Linked DNA regions of Homo sapiens: region 2 is linked to region 1. A link is an interaction called in ENCODE POLR2A ChIA-PET data of the cell type or tissue named here. Cell type or tissue: A673. All regions are shown on one strand. Links, peaks and the distances in the headings refer to the core of each region. The heading gives the core; the rest is flanking DNA.

Region 1 (7,125 bases), core at 2,214-6,213:
TTCCTGTATTGTTTCTGTTTTCCAAATTTACATAATTAATATGCATTACTTTCAGTGTAGATAAACTTCCTTTTAATAATAACAAAAACAAGGGAAAAAGAGAATTCTGAATGTAGTCAAGATGGCCTTAAGCAGTAGAGTGAACTCAAGAGAGGAAAGTGTCTGTGGGGGTATCTGGGGACTTTCTAGGAAGTCCCCTTCCATGGGTAGAGTGGTGAATAAGTTCAGAGGAAGCAGAGACAGGGATACTTTCTAAAAGCTCGGCTGCAAAAGGAAGTAGAGATACAAAAGAGAAAATGAGGAAGATGCGGGTTCAAACGAATGTCTAAGATGGAATTATCGCAATGTGTTCATAGCTGAAAGGAAAAGGTAGTGTAGATTCAAAAGCACAAGACAGACCAGGGAGGAGATGCAAAGGCACTGAGTTCGAGTATCGCATGAAGTAACAACCTCAGACTAGAAAAAAAATTAGCGAAAATGAGAGGAAATGAAAGAATAGGTAGAAATAGAAATAAACAGACAAAAACTAAACTGCATTAGCCTCAATTCCTCCCAAATCCCATTTAAATAACAGTAAAGTTATATTAATACATAATTAATAGTTATATCAATATATAATACATAAAAAGTATTAAAAATCCCAAAGGAATGCAAACATCAGCAACGCAGTTTTAGAAACTGAAAACCAGCTAGTGAGTGGTGGCTGACTTGGCGGTGTGGAAGGATACAAAGTCATCAGTACACATCTCCTTTCCTGCTGGAGCCCCGCGTGCTGGCAGCTGGCAGTGTGGCGCCCGCCTTCAGGAAAGAGTTTGGAAGCTCTCCTGGGGGCATCTGGCCCACCTACAGGAAGAGACCAACCAGTGTAGGGGATCTGCGAGAAAATGCTCAGCCAACTCATCCCACAGGGAAGCCCGCCATCAATAAAACCCCACCCACAAGCCTAGAGTTTACCAAAAAGAGCACCAAAAACCAACCTTCAAATTAAAAATAGAACAGGAGAAATAAAACATTCAGTAGAAAGATTAGAAGATGAGGTAAAGAAATCTAGAAAGCTGATGATTAAAAACAGAAAATAGGAAAAAAAGGCCAGGTGCAGTGGCTGATGCCTGTAATCCCAGCACTTTGGGAGGCCAAGGTGGACGGATTACCTGAGGTCAGGATTTCAAGACCAGCCTGGCCAACATGGTGAAACCCCATCTCTACTAAAAATCCAAAAATTAGCATGGTGGCGTGGGCCTGTAGTTCCAACTACTCGGGAGGCTGAGGCAGAAGAATCACTTGAACCCGGGAGGCAGAGGTTGCAGTGAGCCGAGATTCAGCCATTGCACTCCTGGGTGGCACCATCTCAAACAAAAAAAAAAAAGGAAAGAAAAGAAAAATGATAATAAAATTAGAGAACTATTCAAGAAAGCCAATATCTATATCATATGAGTTTCAGAAAGTAGAAACAGGAAAAGAAAATGGAGTGGAGAAAACCATCAACTGACTCAGTCGTGAAAATGGTCCCAGAGCTCCAGGATGAATTTCTGGATTAGAAAGACCCATTCAAGTTCAACGAATGAAAATAGAACCACACTAGTGCATTTCATTGGTAAATTTATAAAGGGGGGGGCGGTGAGGGGAATGTTTTCCATATAGCAAAGGAAAAACAGATCACATATGAAGGATTAAGGATTTGAATGGCTTTGAACTTCTCAACAGCAATGTTGGAAACTAAAAGACATGAAAATGGCTTCTAAATTCTAAAGAAAAATAATTTCCAACCAGTAACTCCAGACCTGGCCGAACTATCAAGTAAGTGTAAGAATAACAACATTTTCAGACAGGCAAAATCTCCAAAAGGTGATGGCCACAGAGTGGGTGTAAGTGACCCACCAAGCTAGACCAGAGGTCAGAGTCACCAAGAAGAGGAACTCGACATTAAAGTTTGAAGGGATTGGGAGAGGATGTATACACTGGAAAACCGAGCAGATTCGGATCAACCCTAGAAACACAAAGTGACGTGTGTTTTACTCGCTTTCTATACACCTCTTCGTTGAGGGAGGAATGGCTGGACCCACAACGCCAGACACTGGCCAGGTAAGATCGATGGCCGTTGATTAACAGCAAGTGCTCACAGCCCAGGGGAGAAGAGCGATGCCCACCACTCAGGCCCTCAGGAGCAGAGTGAGCAACCAGGCGGCGGGAGCCAGGCTTTGTAGTACCACGGGGGTGAGGTGACCCCTGGTCCCCATGGGAGGGTGTGATTGGCTTGTCTGAATAAAACTCCAGGCTGGTAGGGAACCGAAACTTGTTACTCAGGAATAGGCAGGAACTGTGCCTGGTCCGCTCAGTAAGGAGGGGTGTTTAGCCAAGGGACCTTATCCACAGGTGCAGGCTTGAGGGGAACTTGAGGTTAGACCATTTGATGCCTTCCTGGTTTCACCAAAGGTCAGGGCAGCATATACCACAGGGCCTTAATTTTAGGCCTCACACCAATGTTCAGAAGAGGAAAAGTAATGATAACATACCTGTGCGTAGTCATGATTAGCATTTATATCTTACATAAATGAGTACAACTTATAGGAAGATGGGACAGACAGAAAATGTGTTGTCTGTGTTGAGAGAAAGGGGTGTTGCTGTGTGGAAGAGCTAAACCCTCATGCTCCCCCGTGGGAAGTCCACAGAGGGGATCAAATGGACATATCAGTGAGTGGCAGCATCAGCGTGATATTTACAAGCGTGGATGTAAGTGCCAAACAAATTCAGTTAAAAGTGGCTGCTTCTGGGGAAGTGGAAGTTAAGGATAAGAAGGTCAGGGGCTGCTGTTTCCTCATACCTGTTTGCCTCTTTAAATTGTATGCATGAATAAATCAGAAAATTTTTTAAACCTAATTTTTAAAAATTAACGAAGATAAGTTTGTTGTGTACAGGGGAGAACATAGAGGAATTTGTTGTTTGATACTTAATAGGTCAGCTCTAGAGGCAAGCCATGAGCTGCTTGTGGCTCTCTTCCCCCAGCTGTTCCACCTTGGAGAAGTTACACAACCTCTCTGAGCTTAAGCTGCTTCCCCTCTAAAATGGAACAATCATAACGATATCTACTACCTGGCACTCTGGTGAAGATGGACGAAATGACATAAATGGTGGACTTGCCCCAATGTCTGCCCCACAGAAAGCACCCTGCTGACGTTAGCGATCTTCCATGAGGATGACTGCTTTTCTCAGCAGGGTACCAAACACTCTTGCTATAAGGTGAGGTGGTGAGGTCTGGAGTTTGAGGAATGACACGAAAATCTCAAAGAGCTGTGAGGGAAACAGGACTAGAACTGGAAATGATCGCTCTGCAGAACGGAGGGCCCTGCTGGGGTGAGCCCAAGAACGTGTAGCAAGTTCACAGTGTCACCTGCAGCAGCAGCACTGGTGCACGGGTGGGGAAATCGGGTGTTTGGACTGACGGGGGACTGGAGTTTTGCTGAGCAAAGCGGGTAAGGGAGTGCAAAAACAGTGGCAACAGTACGATTGACGTGATGGACCCTGGAGTTCAGGCTGCAAACAAAGCCTGGAGAGAGTAGAAGCAACCTGATTGATTGGGCCTGGAGGTTTTCCGCAGCCAAAGATTATGGCAAGTAAAAGGAGGCACGTGAAACTAGTTCAGAAAAAAACATCAGAGAGCAGGGGATGGGCAGGGTTTTTATTTCCTAGCCCCATGGTATAGAATAAAATACATGCTATAGAATAGCAACTTATTTTATGTCCTCACGACAGCGTTACAGAAAAGGTAAAATGAGGAGTGGGCAAAAAAAGCCTGACCCCTTTTCATGGATATCTGGGTTGTGTTAGGCCCAGCACATATTAACTTTATTTATGTTTCACAACAGTCTTATGAAGCATAATCATGCCCTCATTTTATAAAGGGTAAACTATAGCTCAGAGAAGTTGGATAATTAACTCCAAAGTCAAGGTAAGTTCCACAGCACCCAGCTGGCAATGAACTCAGAGGCAGGTGATTGGTACTGCAGCCAGCTGTGGGAACTAGAGAAAGGCATTTATTTTTCTGACGCTCAATTTCCTAAAAGTTGAGTGGCTGGATTGGGTAATCTTTAAAACACTTCCAGAATTAACGCCCTGTGCTTCTAACTTAACAGTGTCTATGAGCATCATTTTTCTCATTTGTCAGAAAGAAGTAACCAAATCTCCCTTACCCACCTCAGAGAGCTGTGATGAATACCAAATACGATAATGCATGTAAAAGTGATTTATTAAATCAACGTATGCTATATGATCAAGAGATTAAAATATTTAGAAATACAGGGGGAAAGTTACAGTCATGACGAAGAAATATAGCGAGACTGAGATTCAAATAATATCCAGAGAACACCTCTTCCAGTCACTAGCTAGAGACCTCGGGCAGGTTAGCTGACCTTGTGTGCCTCAGTTTCCTTATCTGTAAAATGAGGATTAGAAAGTGGACTACTTCAAAAGTTGTTGTGAGAATTAAGTGAGTTGGTTTATGAAAAGTATCTTTTAAAAGCCCTTGGCGTAACGCGTGTGCTAAGAACACTATTATTGTTATTACTACACTGAAAACACAAACTTCTCAAGATTAGAAAAAAAAATCCAAAGGGAAAGCATTAGGATGCTGGAATGAGAATAAAACTGAGATTTGAAAAAATAATATATATATAGTAAGATTGGTGCAAAAGTAATCGCAGCTTTTGCCATTACTTTTAATGGCAAGAATCGCGATTACTTTTGCACCAACCTAATAAGTAGGGCCCACTTAGTCCGCTGCCAATTCCAGATGAGAAAGCGGAAATAGCCAGCAGCCGCCTGTGTATGTGACTTGTGGAGCTCCATGAAGTCTGCTCTGCTCCTCACAGTTCTCAGCCCCGCAGGAGAACCACAGTGTCTGCCATTCGAGGTTCCACTATCTGGGAATGATTGCCTCAAGTGCTGGAGAATAAGAGCAGAATAAGGCAAGTCACTGTCCTTGGACACCTAATGATGAACGAATCAGCTATTTAAACAGATAGCTCAGATACACCACAGGAACTACCAGCATTTTCTGTTTAATTTATTTACCCCCCCCCCCCAAGAAAAGCCAAGCTCCAGCTGTAGAGCTGGCACCGTTCATGCTTTACTCTCCCTACTCAAAGGACACAGTCAAGAGGTGGTGCCAGCGACCTAGCGAGGAACAGCAGGGCCTGAACTAGGGAAGTGGTATCAGGAATGAAGAGGAGGAAACAGATTTAGTTTACATTCTGGGACTTGAAACTGGCAAGGTTTGGCAACTGATCGGGAGCAATTGATGAGATATTGAAATAAAGGAAAAATTCTAGATAACTCTGGAGGAACTTTGCCAAGTGACATGGATCTACAGGGCACAAACATATCAGACATGTTTTTAAAAGTCCAAGCTTATTTTTAGAATCCCTCACACATCAGCGACTGCTAGTTTCCTACCCAAAGTCTACTAAACCATATTCTTAACTAATAAAACCTGTAAATTTCTAGGTGCAGAAAAAAAATGTCTGGCTTTCCTTCCTGATGGGGTGGCCAGTGAAATGTCAGCAAATGCATTGGATGAGATTGCTGGAAAACATCTTTGCTCCTGTCCCTTCTTTCTTAAATAGAACATGGGCAGGATAGCTGGAGGCTCAGCAGCCTTGTCTGTGGACCTGAGGTGACCTTAAGGAAAAGCACTAATAAGGATGGAGAAATTAAAAACAAAAACAGCCTGTGACATAGAAGGCATCACAGCACCACCACACTGGCCCTCGGCTACTTACATTTAGGTTGGTGCAAAGGTAATCACGCTTTTTGTCATTAATTTCAACAGCAAAAACCAATATTACCTCCAGTCAGCGAGGGTGGTCCCAGTGTGTCCGAAATTGGTGGGTTCTTGGTCTCACAGCCTTCAAGAATGAAGCCGCAGACCCTCACAGTGAGTGTTACAGTTCTTAAAGGTGGCATGTCCTGAGTTTGTTCCTTCTGACGTTCCAGCCTGTTCAGAGTTTCTTCCTTCTGGTGGGTTCGTGGTCTCGCTGGCTCAAAAGTGAAGCTGCAGATCTTCGGGTGTTAACAGCTCTTAAGTTGGGGCGTCTGGAGTTGTTTGTTCTTCCCAGTGGGTTCTTTGTCTCGCTGGCTTCAGGACTGAACCTGTAAATCTTCACCATGAGTGTTACAGCTCATAAATGCAGTGTAAACCCAAAGAGTGGGCAGTAGCAAGATTTATTGCAAAGAGCTAAAGAACAAAACTTACACTGTGGCAGGCCACTCTAGCAACTTGCTAGTGCTAGCGCGGAGCAGCCTGCTTTTATTCTCTTATCTGGCCCCACCCACATCCTGCTGATTGGTCCATTTTACAGAGAGCCGATTGGTCTGTTTTACAGAGAGCTGATTGGTCCATTTTGACAGAGTGCTGATTGGTGCGTTTACAATCCCTGAGTTCGACACAAAAGTTCTCCACGGCCCCACTAAATTAGCTAGAAACAGAGTGTCGATTGGTGCATTCACAAACCCTGAGCTAGACACAGGGTGCTGATTGGTGTGTTTACAAACCTTGAGCTAGATACAGAGTGCTGATTGGTGCATTCACAATCCCCCAGCTAGACATAAAGATTCTCCAAGTCCCCACCAGACTCAGGAGTCCAGCTGGCTTCATCCAGTGGATCTCACACCGGGGCCGCAGGTGGAGCTGCCTGCCACTCCGTCGCCGTGCGCTGGCACTCCTCAGACCTTGGGCAGTGGATGGGATCGGGCGCCGTGGAACATGGGGCAGCGCTCGTCGGGGAGACTCAGGCCCGGCAGGAGCATCTGGCAGTGCGGAGGGAGACTCAGGCATGGCAGGCTGCAGGTCCCCAGCCCTGCCCGAGGGGAGGCAGCTAAGGCACGGCAAGAAATCCAGCACAGAGCCGGTGGGCCGGCACTGCTGGGGGACCCGGCACACCCTCCGCAGCTGCTGGCCCGGGTAGTAAGCTCCTCACTGCCCGGGACTTGCGAGCCGGCCTGCGGCTCCCAGTGTGAGGCCCGCTGAGCCCACGCCCACCCGGAACTCGTGCTGGCCCGCAGGCACCCGCGAAGCCCTGGTTCCCGCCCATGCCTCTCCCTCCACACCTCCCTGCAAGCTGAGGGAGCTGG
Region 2 (11,072 bases), core at 3,768-7,767, 51 kb before region 1:
ACACAGGACCGTTTCAGACACACTGAGACCCAGAAGGAGCCTCAGCTCCCATCACAGGTCCAGTCTGGATGTGGTAGGGTACGAAAGGGAAGCGAGTACAATGATGAAAATCCTGATGGTGACCCCTGAGGCAGAGGAAGGCACAGCTAATGTCTGCCCACTCATGGCTTCCCACTTAACTCTGGGCTCCGCTGCCCACCTGTGGCCTGAGATGGGACGACAGGGAGCGAGAGAAACCCCTCTCTGTTTGGAGACTGCCATCACTCCCAGCCACAGACAGCCCTGATCTGTCTCTATCTCTAGACACAATAGGATCTCACCCACTACGTAGGAAAGGGTGATGTCAATTTGGAAGAGGAAGGCTACAAAAATGCAGCAACAGCCAAACATCTCCTAAGAGCAATTAACCTCAAAATAATTCGTAAGCTGGACATTTCCCATTCTAAGATATACAAAACGAGCAATTCCAGGCATATCTCATTGGTGACAGGAAAAGGAAAGCATATCTTCTGAGATCTTTCCAAATACTCCAACCCCCACAAGATGTGCTCCACTTGATGAACACTGCTTCCTGCAGCTGTTGGTTTTCTCACTGGCCTCCCTGAATCTCCCTCAGTCTGGCCTCGCCCCACAGCCACGCATTTCAAAGGCTAATGAGGTTCCTAATCTGATTTCTCCATCAATCGAGCCCTGGCTTTGCTGCGAGGAAAACGATGCCTTCGCAGCCACCAACACAGTCTGTAGACTGTATATTTAGCCTGGAGATTGAGTAGTTAGTGTACAAACATGTTTTTATCATCTGTAAGCATTCCCAAAATAAGTACCTCTGGGGACGGAATGGAAGTCTGATAGATTCCAGTCCCTAATGTGCTTTGAAATTTTCTTATCACAGAAGGGAGATCGCAGGGCTCTCTTTTTCCCATGCTCAAGATATCTTTTTGGTGACTTCACATTCTATAAGCTATTTTTAGTGGTTAAATACTCGCTTCTTAAGAGCAAAGCTGCCTCTGTCCATTTGTGGTCTGGGAATAAAAAGAATCTCAAAATATCGACAAAGTGTACAGCCCTGTTCTATTGATCTCGTCTGGCTAGAAATTACCTAAATATTTCATCAGAGCAGAAAATATACCTGGCACCTTAAAATACTGGCATAACAGTAGTTCTATATAAACTGGCTTTCTTTAGGGGATAAAAAGTCCTCTTAAAATTTGTTACTGTTCAAAAATTTTTTTTAACATTTTCAAACTGGAAATGATCAATAATTATTTTAAAAAATCAAAATCCTAATGTAAATATTGAAACCAAAAATGTTCCCAAGGCCAATTAACTTAGAGTTTTTTTAAGGATGGGAGAGGTGTGAAGAAGGATAAGATTATACCTAGGATAGGATCAATTTTGGAGTTTTATTGGAAAAATGTATACCAGTGGAATCATGTTTTTAAAAACGTGTAGAGCTTTTTTACCATAAGACACTCCCCTTTGATATCTCTAATGTCATATGTAAAAATCGCTTCATAAGGCTGGGTGAGGTGGCACATGCCTGTAATCCCAGCTACTCGGGAGGCTGAGGCAAGAGAATCACTTGAATGCTGAAGGCAGAGGTTGCTGTGAGCGGAGATCGCGCCACTGCACTCCAGCCTGGGCCACACAGCAGGACTCTTTCTCAGGAAAAAAAAAAATCAATAACATTTGTCCTTCTTTTATTTGCCATATCTGTTTGTTCAACAAGTAGAAAGCCAAATTGTGTTTTAGGGAAAGAAAAAGTGTGGTACAGACAGGACTATATGCCAACCAGATTACAACAGTTTATCAGTTATATCTGAGATTTTGCATAGCCAGTTCTTAAAACACATTTGGACTCTTAATCCTCAAGCAAGAATTTTACATGCATCCATATTGCCTGTTCCCTGCAAAGCAGCACATCTCTGCTGAAAAATGCTCACATCCGCTCCTCTGTTCACTCAACGACAAAACAGGGACATTCGGGCAGTTTTTCAAGTAAAGCTACCCACTGGCTTAGGTGGAATGCGATACCTTATTTCTTTCATTTAACTTCCATTTTGTCTCTGGAAAAATACCTAAGCAAACTGACTGCTTTTTCTGGTAAAGTAGCCATTTCTTTGTGATTGAAAATCATGAACTTTAATGAATGGGGGCCGGAAGGCTGAGCCCTCAAGACCATGGAGCAAGGGAGAGGTGAAGGCAGCTGGAGAGAAATGTGGGAGACTCCACAGAGCCTTCCCAGAAGGACGGGGCGACTTGGGCTTAACCCTGGTCCAGTTCAGGTCAGTGTCAGGGCCCAGAGAGTGCTTATCAGATGGCGGAGAACGGCGGCAGGAGCACAGGTGGCAAGGAATCTTGGAGTCTAGGTAGGAAAAGAGAGCAAAACGCGCTGAAGACAGACACTAAAGGCTGTGGGTATCAGACAGGCCCAGGCCCCACCTGCAGGAGGCTGACTCCCTGTGCCCAAGGCTCACCCGCAGCCAGAGGGAACCTTGCATCTCAGGCCAGCAGGTGGCCTGGGCTCCATCCCATCCCGTCAGCGCTGCTCAGTGGGATCTGCAGCTGCTGGTATACTCAGTGACTTCAGCTGGGAGGGGCAGATAAACATTGCAGAAAATCACTTATTTGCATTCATGACTCTTCCAGATCCTTTAAATTATCTCACTTAGCCATTAAATTATTTTGGTTAGACAGTAATTGTATTCTCTCATTAGCAAAGTGGGAGGTTTAACATTTTGCATTTCATAAGCCTGGAAAAACTGCAGTTCTTAAATCTCTTAGATAGTTAGGTTGTTAAAATTCAGAGTTAAAAAAAAAGCCTACTGCAAAAAAAAAAGAAAAAGAAAAAAAGAAATTAAAAAGTCCCCAGACTTGAGAATATGTACAGTGTTTAACAAATCCCTAAAAGCCTTTCCTGGCCATCAAGGCTGTGGACAGTGGCTCCCCCCGCACCCCCCTGCCCCGCCACCGCAGGTGACCTCTGCTCAGTGGCTCCCAAACCCAGTGCCTCTGGCCAGCCTGGGCTGTTGCGCCTTAGAGCCTGGCACGCCTTGTGCCAGAGTCCAGCATGGCCTTGAAACGTCTTAATCCACCTCTTACATTCATTGACTGTGCTGCACCATTTGACTCTTTCTTTTGAAACCACACTTTTTTCTCTGATGCTGCTCTGCTGGCTTTGTTCTCCAATTCACCCCTTCTCAGCCTTTTCTGCCCGCTCCTTGAGGAATGCCTTCTTCCCAGCTCTGTTTTAGACTTTTGTGTTCCACATTCCACTTGCTCCTCACAGGCAATCACTTTCACACCCATTGTTTCAACGCCCATTTGCATGTGGCAGCCCAGAACTTTCCTTGGAGCCTATAACTCCATAAGAATATCCTGTATGTGCCTCAATGTCTCTGAAATGAATCTCATTTTTTTCACTTGCACATCTCTTTCCTTCTAAAGTTTTACCACGTCTACCAATATGCCAGTCCCACAAGCGAGCCAATACCCACCCAACCTGTAGCCTCGGCAACACTCATTCACAAGTCCTTCAGCTGGGGCTCTCTAGATGTCCTTAGATCTAGACTCTCTCTTCCCCCAGGCCTCTCCTCAGCTGAGGGATGTGTCAGGCTTTGTCCAGATTGTTCCCATGGCCTCCTAGCGTTTTCCTCTCCTGATTTTGCTCCTCTCTGAACTATTCTTCAAGTTGCAGTCAAGTTAATTTATAAGACAACACAATGAATCTATGTTAACCCTGCTTAATATTTTTCATGGATTCCCCATACTGACAGGATAAAATCCAAACTCTTTAGAATGGCATGTATTTTACAGCAGTGCATTTGTTTGCAAAGAACGCAAATGGAGTCTCCCTAAAAGGGGTATTTATGAAAGTCTACAGAGCTATCCTATGGCACACAAAGCAGGAAGTGCACCACCAACGCCCCACTCATGACTCGCATGGCCTCGTCTCCACTTTCCCTGAGTGCCTGTGCTTCTCTCTACAGACCTGCTCAGCTGTACTTCAGGAGGTGGAGAAGAGCTGCTTCAGCCCCTGCTCTCGGTACCTCTGCTCACACATCCATCACACACCAATCAGACCTTTAGTTCATATTTTGGAAGACAAGTCTTACGCTTGTTTCAGCCAAGTCTATTGTTAGATTCCTCCAAGATCACAGAACCAACCCTTGTCCAATCAGCTCTAGCCAGGGACAGCCAGAGACAGGCATGTTAACTTGGCTCACATCTCCAGCAAGGTTGTGAATGATGGGCAGCCCCTGTAAAAAGGCATGTCTTGGGCAGGCGCCCCTAAATTTGAGTACATTGCAACAAGCAGAGCCTTTATTACCCTCTCACTCCCCAACCTTTCAGCCTGATTTCTGCCTGTAGCTCTCCCTTTCCATACCACAGTCCCGCAGTGTCCTGGGTTCCCGATGCATTTCCACTCTTGTTTACATGCACATGTGCTATTTATCTGCTTAGAATGCTTTCTCCTCTCTCCAAAGCTACCCTTGAACCCCAGGAACCATATACTTGGCAAACTACTAGTTGTCCTTCAAAATTCTGCGTAAATGTCACCTTCTCTTTGAACATCCTTAAAATCCACCCCCCTAGAATTAGACGTTCCATCTCAAGGATCCCGTCATGCTTTAAACATCTTCCAGTAGTACTTAAATGCACTGTACTGACATCTTTCATTTCCATCTCTCTTCTTAACAAAGAGCATCCCCTTTTAAAAATATTTTCTTTTATTTTTTTAATTGGCACATAATGTTCATGGGATACATAGTGATGATACATACAATGTATAGTGATCAGATCAGGGTAATTAGTGTATTTATCTTCTCAAACATTTGTCATTTCTCTGTGTTGGGAACATTCAATATCCTCCTTCTAGCTATTTGAAAGCATATCATGTATTATTGTTAACTATAGTCATCCTACAGACCTGCGGAACACCAGGACTACTCATCCTATCTAGCTGTAATTTTTTATCCTTTAAAGAATGTCTCCCTATCTCCCTTTTCCCTTCCTCTTCCCAGCCTCTAGTACCCTCTAAAGAACATCTGTTTTAATAGCAAAGTCCATATTTCTTGGTTACTGCTTAGGCACCAAGCATGGCTCTTGAGACACGACGAGCCTCAAATCTGAGCGGGAAATAAGAGATGAGAAGAGAAATGAAGAGGATTAAGGAGAGGTGTGGTACAGCCAGACTTGTTCTTTGTGTTTTCAGAATCAAACCCTCACTGTCTGTTTGCATGCACAGTATGCCTCTACGGGGCTGGAGGTGTTGACCTAAAGTAAATGTCTGGCCGGTGGGTGGGTTTTGAGCTGCCCTCCCCTCTCCCGCCAGGTTGGCCACTTTCCCCACCCCTTTGTCTCTCCCTTGCTTCATTCTGCAAGACCTCGGTATATCACATCCACTGAGAGACATCTGCACCCCTACTTGAAAGAAGCCTTCTTGGCTGCAGAAGAAATAGCTTTTCTTTCAAGATTCCCATAGCAATTCCTCTGTTGTTTGTTTTTCTGACATTTTGTCTTGTCTGACGTCTTGAAGCACTGGCTTTACCTTCAGTGCCTGTCAATTCCCTGGTTCATGGTGGATTTGCATCAGACTAAGCTTGAGGGCAGGGACCAAAGTTACTTGGCGTGACTCTATATTTCCATATCCTAGCACTGAGCCTGGCAGATAGCAATCAAGCAATAAATGCTATCTGTTACTTTTATTATACTTGCACAATTTCCTGTGACATTCAGGTTTTGTGCCTTCCCCTGCTCTCCTAACCATCACTAACTACCACGTTCCTGCATTTCTCACTGTTCAGGCATCCAACAGGCACATATATTCAAAGAAAGATCAGTGCCTGACCCAAAATCCTTTCAACCAAAGAAAAGAGTAACACATTGATAACTACATGGAATAGAGACATCCTGCCACCAGCAGTCAGGAGGTCCTCTGGTTCAAAAACCACATTTGATGTGTGTACTCCTGGGACCCTCTCTCATGATAGCCGGTTCCCTGCAATTCACTGTGTGCTGGCAACATTTGAATTGAGTTTTGTTCTTTCCTGCCACTCTTCCTCTGCTTATAGTCTTACTGTTTCAGCTCCCTCTGCTGACCCCCTGCTCTGTCTCCTTGCACAGCTGGCCAAGCAGAAAGCAGCCTCTGCTAACTGTCACGTGGCTCAATGCCAGGAGCTCTTTGCCAGTGATTTCTATGCTTTTTAAAAGAGCTCCATAACACTGGCTAAGGAGCCTAAAGTTCTGTTGAGGAGGGTTTTTGTCTCAATCCATTCAGGCTGCTATAACAATAATAGCATAGACTGCATGGCTTATAATCAACGAGCCTTCATTTCTCATAGTTCTGGAAGTTGGGAAGTCTAAGAGTAAGGTGCAGCAGACACAGTGCCTGCTGAGGGCCTGCTTCTTGCATCATAGACAGCTGTCCTCTCGCTGTGTTCTCATGTGGCAGGAGTTAGAAATCTCCCAGGGGTCTCTTATAAGGACGCTAATTCCATTCATGAGGGCTTCACCTTCATGACATAATCAACTCACAAAGGCCCCACCTCCTAATACCATCACCTTGGGGATTAGGGTTTCGAAATATGAATTTGGGGTGACACAAATAGTCCACAGCAGTCCTATTTCTCATTTTTGTGTCACCATTGCTATTTGCCTGGAGTGTGACAGATTTGGATCTGTTCACCAGTGTTCCTTTCAACAATCAGCCTACACGGTTAGGTTGGACATTGTACACAAACTTAAGAATTAGCAGGGAAAGCCAAGAGTAGTCTAGATGATTAAAAAAAAAAATCCCCTATCTGGAAATCAAAATCTCCTAACATTAAGTATGAGTTTATCCATGGAACTAATGTTTTAATTCATTTCTCCAAAGCCATTGATCATTCTAGTGGTAATTATCTGCCTCTGGAAAAGGCTAAAAAAAAAACACTCAGTGATAAAAATGAGTTTTCAGAAACTATTAAATGAAGGGAAAAAAAGGGAGAATAAGAAAATAGTGGATAGAAAGGCAAAGGAAATAAATAGTGAAGAAGTAAATGTTTAAACACAAAAAGTAATATGAAAATAGGAGTATAGGAAGTAGGTCTAGACAGCTAGCATTTAGGAGGAGGTTAAGGTGTCATAAGAGAAAAAGTCAAGCATATTGAATGCTGAAAAAGAAGTTAATATTGATATAGGCATTTTTTTCTACTGATTTCTTCCCTTTTTCTTTCTGGCTATATTGGCTAATGCCGTGTTCCAAACCACTTCAGTGTTTAACCAAGTTGCAGACACTACTGGAACATTAAGAACACATGTAATTGATTTAGTTCCCCCGTTAATGTGAAATTACACTTCCAACTGAACTAAACCAATGAAAAAATACAAACATAAATTTAGGAGAAAACAACACATTCAATTAATATTAGTGTTCCAAGGCTGAAATAAGAAACTGAACATTCTTAATTCCATTCTTGGCCGGGTGCAGTGGCTCATACCTGCAATCTCAGCACTTTGGGAGACTGAGGCAGGAGGATTACTTGAGGTCAGGAGTTCGAGACCAGCCTGGCCAACATGGTGAAACCTTGTCTCTACTAAAAATACAAAAAAATTAGCCAGGCATGATAGCACATGCCTGTAGTCCCAGCTGCTTGGGAGGCTGAGGCAGGAGAATTGCTTGAACCCAGGATGCAGAGGTTGCAATGAGCCCAGATCATGCCACTGCACTCCAGCCTGGTGACAGAGCAAGACTCCATCTCAAAAAAATAAAAAATATAATAAAATAAATTCCATTCCATGCCCTGCCTTCCTTGTGGATCGTTTCATCTTCATATGCTCACTTATTCACCAGTGATACAGAATGGACACTCCTCCCTCATAAGGACCTATTGAGCAAAGTTAAATCTACAATAGGATGTGTCTCTCTGCTTACAGGTAAATTAGATTTGGTGTCTTTGAAGTTGTTAGAAAAATATGACAGCTACACAATGATTAGTATGTATTGTACTCAAACTTTACCAAGAAGCAAAAGCATTCTGTGGACACTCTAAACTTCCTCTCCTACTTTGAAGAGATCTCTAGATTCCATCACACTTGGGACTGCATCAGACCAATACTATCTGCTGTGGCTTGAATGCCCCCTCCAAAACTCATGTTGAAATTTAATTGCCATTGTGATGGTATTAAGAGGTGGGACCTTTAAGAGGTGATTACGTCATGAGGCTCCTGTCCCCCTGAGTGGATTAATGCTGTTACCATAGAAGTGAGCTCCTGATAAAAGGATGAGTTTGAATGATTTCCTATCTCTGTCTTGCACCCTCGCTTGCCATGTGATGCTTTCCACCATGTTATGATGCAGCAAGAAGGCCCTCACCAGATGCAGCCTCTTGACCATGGACTTCCCAGCCTCCAGAACCATACAGCAAATCAATCTTTTTTCTTTATAAATTATCCATTCTGTGGTACTCTGTCGCAGCAGCATAAATGGTCTAACACACCACTCTGTGGTAAATCTGAAACATAAATCCACATCATGATCCTACCTATGTGTCCACAGCTTATCCTGGGATGGAGCAAATTTTCTGGAACATTTGTAAAACTAGATAAACTCCAAAGCCTAACAGGCTCCTGTTGTTTCATAAGAGGTACAGGGAAGCCGCTGGGATGGGCAATAGTCCAGATAGCAAAGCCAAGGACACATCTACAGGCCATCCTAGGGAAGGCCATTTGTCACTGCTGCCCAACAGGCGCACCCACACCCTGGTGGTTGTGATTTCACCAAATACTTGATCAAGGAGCTGAACACTGAAATCAGTGTTCCAAACTGCTTACTACTCCTATTTGTTTGTACTTTCACTGCCTACATGAAAAATTTGTTGATCTTACATTGAATATATAAGTAAACATACAATACTTTTAAAATAAAGAATATTTTTAAGTACTTACGTACTGAAGATTACATATGAAATTACATATGAGATTACCTCTTACATATGAAATATTTGTTTTTTTGAAATATTTCTTTATGGTAGAAATTTATTTAGATTTTTATTTTGACCATTTCTTGCACACTGAAGTCATATTTTAAAATTAGTTTTGGGGAGACAATTCGTGGGTCTCTCACATTTCTGCATGTCTTACAAACAGAAGCACTAGCTATCTTTGCTCTCAGCTGTCTTTTCAAGGAGGCCTTGTATAGCATGGGAAGACAGTGATAGGATCTCCTTCTGGACCAATGGATAAAATTGCTTACAGCCTTGAAAGACAAAGATAGTATCTCCCTCCACAACAAGAGACATATACATGCATGCTGTACAGTATAATAAAAATGACATTTCCTTCCTAGCAAATAGCAAGCATGCCAAGTGCCAATTACAAAAGATTCAGGTTTCCCAAGGTCAACTTCCTCTTTTCTAACACAACCCACTGTATGTTCAGATGTCACTTGGTCACCTTCTCATTGCCTTGGTGGATTAGGGCTGGGGAACTGGCCCAAGAGTGCTTATATTCTGAATACTACTATTGCTATGAATAATAAAATCCTTTGTCTTTGATACAGAAGTCTCATGTCTTCTTCCAGCAATCATAGCAAACTAATTTGTTAGCTTGCAATTTGAGTAAAACATCAGACCCTTCTCAGTTCATAACATGAGTTTTGCTAAAAGTGCATTAAATATGAAGAGGCAAGTGACATATGCATTTTTAAAATATTTTATTCAAAAAAATTAAAATTTCTTTTAAAATCAGGCTCATAGCATGCTGCATTCCCTAACAGCAGATTTATTCAAGAGTTACAGAGTGGTTTTATTTCATATTGTATAAGAAAAAAAGGAATCACACTCTGATTCATATAAACTCTTTTATGACTTCTCCTTTAAGAGATGAGCTTTTTTCAGTCTATGCTAATTGAAGGTTTTCAGCCTGAACTTTCTCCAATTGCTTCCTCTTAATTCAGAAGTGTTCTAAATCTACACTAATCCTTTCTCCTTCTCTTTTGTTCTAGAAGCATTGTGGCAAATCCTTGCAAACTGGCCCCAATGTGTTATGCGGCCACATCTTTGTGCTTTTCCTAGTTCTCTTTCTTATTGAATCTGCCCTGCCCTGTGACCTGCAGAGTACCTTCACTTGATCTTGGAATATGGCAGAAATGATGCGTGAGTCTCAGTGCCTAGGCCTTAAGAGACTCTGCAGCCTTCTCTCACTTGAACCACCATGTGAGAGGTCTGGGCCATGCTGCTGGAAAGGCCACACGGGAAGAGACACACTACGGGATGAAAGAGCATCCACGGCGTTTCAGCCACCCAAGCTAACACAGTCAAGGAGTCAGACCAACCACCTTAGATCCTCTGCTCCAAACTGTGCCACTCGAGATGTGCTCAGCTGAGACGAGTAGAGCAGAGAGAAGACATCTCAGGGGAGCGCAGCCAACACACAGAACTGTGAAAAATAATAAAATGGTGTTGTTTAAGCCTCTAAGTTTTGTGGGGCTTCTGTTTTGTTTTGAGACAGGTCTCACTTTGTCACCCAGGCTAGAGTGCACTGGCGTGAACACAGCTCACTGCAGCCTAGAGCTCCCAGGCTCAAACAATCCTCCTGCCTCAGCCCCTCAAGCAGCTGGGACTACAGGCATGTGCTCCCATATCCAACTAATTTTTTTTTTTTTGTAGAGACAGTGTTTCGCCATGTTACCCACACTGGTCTCAAACTCGTGGGCTCAAGCAATCCCCCTGCCTTGGCCTCCCAAAGTGCTGGGATTATAGTCACTGTGCACCTATAAACTATGAACCACAGCGTCCGGCCATGCCTCCAAGTTTCTGAGGATATTTGTCATATGACAATGCATAAGTGAAACAGACACAACTGTCCCTCTTCTTTTCCGAGACTTGCTCCTTCTGAACTGTTGAGACCCCTCTTTATCTTTCCCTAAAGTCATCATTACCCTGTTTCTCTACTTGCTCCTTTCACTTGTCCTATAATGTACTGTAGTTTCCTCATCCAAAGAAATAAAAGCACCCCTGTAAACGATATTTTCAGGGAACTATTTATCTACATGCTTCCATACACCAATAATTGTCGAGAAAAAATACACT

The links. ChIA-PET counts read pairs that join two places held together with the same protein. Peaks named below come from ENCODE experiments on the same cell type or tissue, not always from the same donor. Only the 100,000 strongest peaks of a DNase experiment are listed, where the experiment ranks them.
Region 2: POLR2A ChIA-PET joins it to region 1 with 8 read pairs; 3 of 35 experiments call an interaction of 5 or more read pairs at or near these places.

What each region holds. Positions count from the first base shown.
Region 1 is chr4:186,890,084-186,897,208 of GRCh38, reverse strand. All of the region lies in intron 1 of LOC102723906 (a long non-coding RNA gene), which reads right to left. It overlaps LOC105377599 (a long non-coding RNA gene), which reads right to left. Exons shown (of 3, transcript XR_939596.2): 1 at 5,841-7,125; 2 at 4,748-4,938; 3 at 4,226-4,429. Among named protein-coding and RNA genes, the nearest start is that of FAT1, 170 kb to the right of the region's middle. In A673, for the core only: no CTCF peak of the experiment used is centred there; no DNase peak of the experiment used is centred there.
Region 2 is chr4:186,938,273-186,949,344 of GRCh38, reverse strand. All of the region lies in intron 1 of LOC102723906 (a long non-coding RNA gene), which reads right to left. Among named protein-coding and RNA genes, the nearest start is that of FAT1, 220 kb to the right of the region's middle. RefSeq lists an enhancer at 1,905-2,692. In A673, for the core only: no CTCF peak of the experiment used is centred there; a DNase peak (open chromatin) is centred at 6,164.